2 separate regions of the Homo sapiens genome follow, and region 2 is linked to region 1. A link is an interaction called in ENCODE POLR2A ChIA-PET data of the cell type or tissue named here. Cell type or tissue: GM12878. All regions are shown on one strand. Each heading gives the region's core, and the rest is flanking DNA. Links, peaks and the distances in the headings are about the cores only. Region 1 has its middle 35 kb from the start of BATF. Region 2 has its middle 27 kb from the start of BATF.

Evidence for each region. ChIA-PET counts read pairs that join two places held together with the same protein. Peaks named below come from ENCODE experiments on the same cell type or tissue, not always from the same donor. Only the 100,000 strongest peaks of a DNase experiment are listed, where the experiment ranks them.
Region 2: POLR2A ChIA-PET joins it to region 1 with 7 read pairs; 6 of 35 experiments call an interaction of 5 or more read pairs at or near these places.

The regions. Positions count from the first base shown.
Region 1 is chr14:75,486,138-75,489,047 of GRCh38, reverse strand. No RefSeq gene overlaps it. Among named protein-coding and RNA genes, the nearest start is that of BATF, 35 kb to the left of the region's middle. In GM12878, for the core only: no CTCF peak of the experiment used is centred there; a DNase peak (open chromatin) is centred at 1,547; H3K4me3 peaks cover 369 bases; H3K27ac peaks cover 1,901 bases.
Region 2 is chr14:75,548,122-75,551,031 of GRCh38, reverse strand. No RefSeq gene overlaps it. Among named protein-coding and RNA genes, the nearest start is that of BATF, 27 kb to the right of the region's middle. RefSeq lists an enhancer at 1,625-1,874. In GM12878, for the core only: no CTCF peak of the experiment used is centred there; a DNase peak (open chromatin) is centred at 1,658; H3K27ac peaks cover 1,396 bases.

The DNA.
Region 1 (2,910 bases), core at 91-2,590:
GCAAACCTAAAGAAGAAACTGCTCCACAAGAAAGGGGCTGGACTTGGACTTGCCGAGCTTCCAAATGACCAGCAGAGGGCAGCAAAGACGCTGCCCAGAGAAGGCTGACGCCCCAGGATCTTCCTAGAATCATCCTCGAAGGAAGGGCTTTGTCCGTCACTCGGAGCATCCCCTAGACTTGGAGTCTCAGCTATTTAAAAAAGAATGGGCTTTGGGCTTGTTCTTCAGCTCATGTAGCTAATGCACAGGAACTTTGGAAAATTTGGGAGGTCTGGAAATATGTGAGTCAAATAATTATAATCCTGCCATCCAGAGAGAACTGCTGTTAATATTTTAATGAATATCCTTCTGGACAGATGTAGAAATGGATGGAAATTTAGATTATACATATACATATACATATACATATACATATACATATACATATACATATACATATACATATACATATACTTTTTTTGATTTCCTGAAACTGACATCAGTCAGTATATACGAATTGGTGGTCTGCCAGCAGGCTGGACGCAGTAGCTCACGCCTGTAATCCCAGCACTTTGGAAGGCCGAGGTGGGCAGATCATGAGGTCAGGAGTTTGAGAGCAGCCTGGCCAACATAGTGAAACCCTGTCTCTACTAAAGATACAAAAAATTAGCCGGGCATGGTGGTGCACGCCTGTAATCCCAGCTACTCAGGAGGCTGAGGCAGGAGAATCGCTTGAACCTGGGAGGTGGAGGTTGCAGTGAGCCAAGATCGCGCCATTGCACTCCAGCCTGGGTGACAGAGCAAGACTGTCTCAAAACAACAACAACAACAACAACAAAAACCCAACAGCAAAAAAAAGTATAGCCATATATATCTGCATGCATATATGGCTATATTTTTTGCCCTAGTGTCTCTCACTTGGGCAAGTCCCAAGTGAGACTTGGAGGACCAGCCTCTACTGCACCCAGCACAGGGGTGAGGAGCCGGCACAGCGAAGGGTGGGCGGGCAAGACCAGTGTCCTCTGGTGCCAGTGGTCATTCTGCTGATATATATCTGCATGCATATATGGCTATATTTTTTGCCCTAGTGTCTCTCACTTGGGCAAGTCCCAAGTGAGACTTGGAGGACCAGCCTCTACTGCACCCAGCACAGGGGTGAGGAGCCGGCACAGCGAAGGGTGGGCGGGCAAGACCAGTGTCCTCTGGTGCCAGTGGTCATTCTGCTGGTATATATCTGCATGCATATATGGCTATATTTTTTGCCCTAGTGTCTCTCACTTGGGCAAGTCCCAAGTGAGACTTGGAGGACCAGCCTCTACTGCACCCAGCACAGGGGTGAGGAGCCGGCACAGCGAAGGGTGGGCGGGCAAGACCAGTGTCCTCTGGTGCCAGTGGTCATTCTGCTGGCTCTCTTCATAGCCTGGGGCTAAGCTTTCTGCAGTCTTAGGGAGAGGAAGTCGTGGAGCTTTCTAGCTCAAAAATATTCTGCTGCATGAGCAGGTGCTCTGAGTTCGTTGAATTTCATCAAAATGAGTCATATCAAAGGTGTGAAAGAGTGGCAGGGTTTAAGGAGTTACCACATCCTGGTTCCACATGGTACATCATCCTTTAACTCCAGACAGAGGCACTACTCATTGGGAATTCAGGCTGCAGCAATGGGCATGGTGTTTTCTCTCCAAATGCAAAGACTTCGAACATTTCTTTGTCTTTGGATGTGGCCACCTATTCCCAGAGAAAAACATCAGCGTTCTTACTCTGCAACCCCTTTGCTCGTTGTTAAATGAGCTTCAAACCTAAAAAAAAAAAACAACCCACTGAAAGTGCAGCGATGCCTGAATTGAGTTTTAAATGAGACACAGGTGTTGACTAGGTGAAGCGATGGGGACATCCCACTACCCAGAATTATAAGCAACTCTTGTTTCTCCACACAAATAGATGGGCCACCGCTGATTTCCTAAGGGAATTCTTTGTCCTTGCTTTGGAGTGAGATAAATCCGGCTTTGAATATCAACTCCACTACATCCTTATTTTGTCCTTGGGCAAGTCACATAACCCTGGGCATTCCAAGGTAGAGCCAAGATTAAAATGTTGGAAGCGTTTAGAAGGAAGTAAGAGCTGTTCAGTCTGGCTGGAGCAGAGAATGAGAGGGGCCAGAGCAAGACGGGGCAGGGACGCCGCACTAGGGAAGCCCACCAGAAGCTGCCGCCGGATCTTAAGCAAGGGTTAAATCCTATGATGACAGATGATGTTTTTCCAGTCTCTCAAGAGTTATAGCAAAAACCAACAACATGCATTGAAGGTTGTATGTATTTTACACATATGAAACTACACATATAGTCCATTGGCAGCATTGTGTCCTATTCGGGTGACCATTATTGGCTCCCATAGGCAGTTTGGCAGGCTTCCTACCCAACCCCACTCTGCATCCCAGTTGCACACATGAGATAATTCCAGTGAGGGTTGTCCCCACCCTCTTAAATGTGTTGTGGTCACATTCACAGCTCAGATGGTCTTTCTTTCTTTCTTTCTTTCTTTCTTTTCTTTTCTTTTTCTTTCTTTCCTTCCTTCCTTCCTACCTTCCTTTCTTTTTTCTTTCTTTTTTCTTTCTTTCTCTCCTTCCTATCTTTCTTTCTTCCTTCTTTCCTCTTTGTTTCTTTCTTCCTTTCCTCCTTTCTCTCTCTTTCTTTTTCTTCCTTCATTCCTTCCTTCCTTCCTTCTTTCTTTCTTCCTTTCCTCCTTTCTCTTTCTCTCTCTTTCTCTCTCTCTCTTTCTTTCTTTCTTTCTTTCTTTCTTTCTTTCTTTCTTTCTTTCTTTCTTTCTTTCTTTCTTTCTTTCTTTCTTTCTTTTTCTTTCCTCTAGATAGAGTTTCACTCTTGTTGCCCAGGCTGGAATGCAATGGTGCAATCTCAGTTCACTGCAACCCCTGCCTCC
Region 2 (2,910 bases), core at 128-2,627, 62 kb before region 1:
GTCTCTGCTCTGAACTCCCGACAATGCAGGGACTAGCACTGCCATTCCTCCTGCTACGCTCCTCTTGTTGGGGCAAAAAGTCCTTAGAACTAAGGAGACACCTACCTAGAACCCTGTGTCCCCCTTTAGACTGTGCCCAACATTCCAAGGACACCAGAATCCCCTTAGTAACTGGCCCTGGGCTGGCTTCCAGGAGCTGAAGCCTCTTCCCTGGATACTTCTTCCCGAGTGTGGACCAGACCACTGGTATGTGCATCTCTGGACCCAAGGGATGGGTCCTGTGGGGGTGAATGTGGACGGAATTTGGTCTTCCAGGCTGGCATGTCCGCCGGCATGAACTGGAGGCTGCTGTGGTACAGGAAGAACCAGGGGAGGGCAAGAAAGCGGCAAGCTGCAGTCCGGGTACTGCTTCTTTCTCACTACCTTGTGCTAATATAAAATTTTGAAGTGTCTAAGAATTCTGAGTTCAAACTTGGCCTTTTAGGTTGTGATGAAAGTATCCTTGTCAAGGAAGAAGAAAAGAATGTGTTTTGTTAACAACTTGTAAGCTTGATTTATAATGTTTTAAGTATTTTATTTAGACACATGGGCTGGATGTGGTGGCTCATGCCTGTAATCCCAACATTTTGGGAGGCTGAAATGAGAGGATGGCTTGAGGCCAAGAGTTCAAGATCAGTCTGGGCAATATAATGAGATCCCCTTGCTACAGAAAAATGAAAAAAACAAAAATAAAAAAATAGCTGGGTGTGGTGGCATGCCCCTGTAGTCCCAGCTACTTGGGAGGCTGAGGTGGAAGGATTGCTTGAGCCCAGGAGGTCGAGGCTGCAGTGAGCTATGACAGCAGCTCTGCACTCCAGCCTGGGCCACAGAGTGAGACCTTGTCAGAAAAGAAAGAAAGAAAAGAAGAAAAGAAGAGAGAAAGAGAGAAAGAAAGAAAGAAAGAAAGAAAGAAAGAAAGAAAGCAAAAAGAAAGGAGGAAAGAAAGGAAGAAAGGAATAAGAAAGGAAAAAAAGGAAGGAAGGAAGAAAGAAAGAAAAAAAGAAAGAAGGAAGGGAGGGAGGGAAGGAGGGAGGGAGGAAGGGAAGGAAGGAGGGAGGGAGGGAGGAAGAAAGGGAAGGGAAGAAAAAAAGAATTGAGAGATTTCATGTAGAAATTCTGATTTTGGCTTTTCTTGACAAACTGGAAGACATGGCAAGCCCAGGCCTAAATTCCCACATGGCACCATGGGAGAGAACTGAACGACAGACAGCTGCACACTCTCCTTAGTTTGCCACATTCTCCACCACTCCCAATTGCCCTACATCCAGTGGGTCCCATGCTTTCACAGTGCCTGCCTGGGTAGAAGGCGTTTGAGTGTGGGTCAAGTGGCCCACCAGACTGAGGGAGCCATCCCTGTCATGGGTAGAAGGCTGGGACAGAACCTGGTTGGTGAAACATCCAAGGTTAAAGCTACGGATGTTCAAATTTCTATTCATGGCTGCCTCTCCAATTTGCCTGCATGGACATGAAGTCAGCCTTGGCACCAGCTCCAGGCTCAGCTACCTGCTACCTCTACCGGGCTGACTAGACAGGAGAAGTGGAACTGCCTGGGGTCAGTAGAAAGTAGAGAATGAAAGGGGAAGAGAAGTCCTTGCTGAGAGATGGGAACCGTGCACGTGAACTCTGCTTTTCTAGTTCTGGCCCTGAATGTCATTCAGAAGATGCCGGCAGAAGTCATGTGCCTTCTGTGGGGGTTTCTGGGGAAAATCACAGTGCTAGAGCATGGGTGGAGATGAAAATCTCTGATTCAAAGAAAGCCTGCCCACAAGAGGCCAGGCCCTGGCAGAGATAGTAGCAAAGAAAGCTGGACTCAAAGTTCTACGTCTTTAGATCGTGAAAGAAGGCCAGGTGCAATGGCTCATGCCTGTAATCCCAACACCTTGGGAAGCTGAGGTGGGAGGATCGCTTGAGTGTGGGTAGTCAAGGCTGCAGTGAGCCATGATTGCACCACTGCACTCCAGCCTGGGTGACAGAGTGAGACCGTGTCTCAAAAAAAGAAAAAATAATAATTATGAAAGAAAAATGAATTATATTTTATGACTGCAACATCTGAAGTGAAGATCGGCTTCTTTGCTCTTCTCGTTAACAGAGGGGTGGGAAAGAGCTAGACAGAGCGTTAGCTACCAAAATCCAGGTTCTGAAGGAAATTAAGAAAGCTCCTCCTCATGACACATCTGCCCAGTCCACATGGAGGCTCTGCACTGAAAGGGGAGCCTGTTTTGCCACGTTTCGTTGGGAGACCAAAGGTTACAATGCAAGATTCTGTGCTGGGAGAAATGCCAGCACTCAGGGAACGTCTTCTGGGCTGTCTTCCCAGGCTCTGAATTACGGGGCTCAGCCCAGTGTCCACATCCTAGGCTCCCATGGGCACCAGCTTCTCTGGTGAGAGCCCCAAAGATTGCAATGTGCCATCAGAGGCTGTTGGGTTGGACTCCTCCCAAGGGGCTGTGACCCCACCACCTGCTGGGATGCAGCTCATCCAAACTTCTATGGCATTTAATAATCACAATAGCCCAACACTGGCATCATCTGAGAGGGGCAGGAGAGACACACACAGGGGAGGTCTAGAGTTGAAACTTGGCCTCAAACCGGCCAGAGTGGTTGGCCAGCGGGTTCAGGGGGCACTGACACAGGGAAGCAGGACTTCTCCTCCCTTCTGTCACCCCATGAGGGATGCCACCGGGGAGGCAGCAGGCAGAGGCTGTCCCTCTAAAGGACAAATGGATGAGACTGAGGGTGGCTACTGAAGGAGCTCAATCAGGTGGGCGCCTGGCACAATGATCTCCGTTGCTTTTGTCTCCAGCTGGCTCAGCAGGGGTTGTGTGTGGCCAGGCCCTGCTGCAGGCTTTGCTCGTGGGCAGTGGTGTGGGT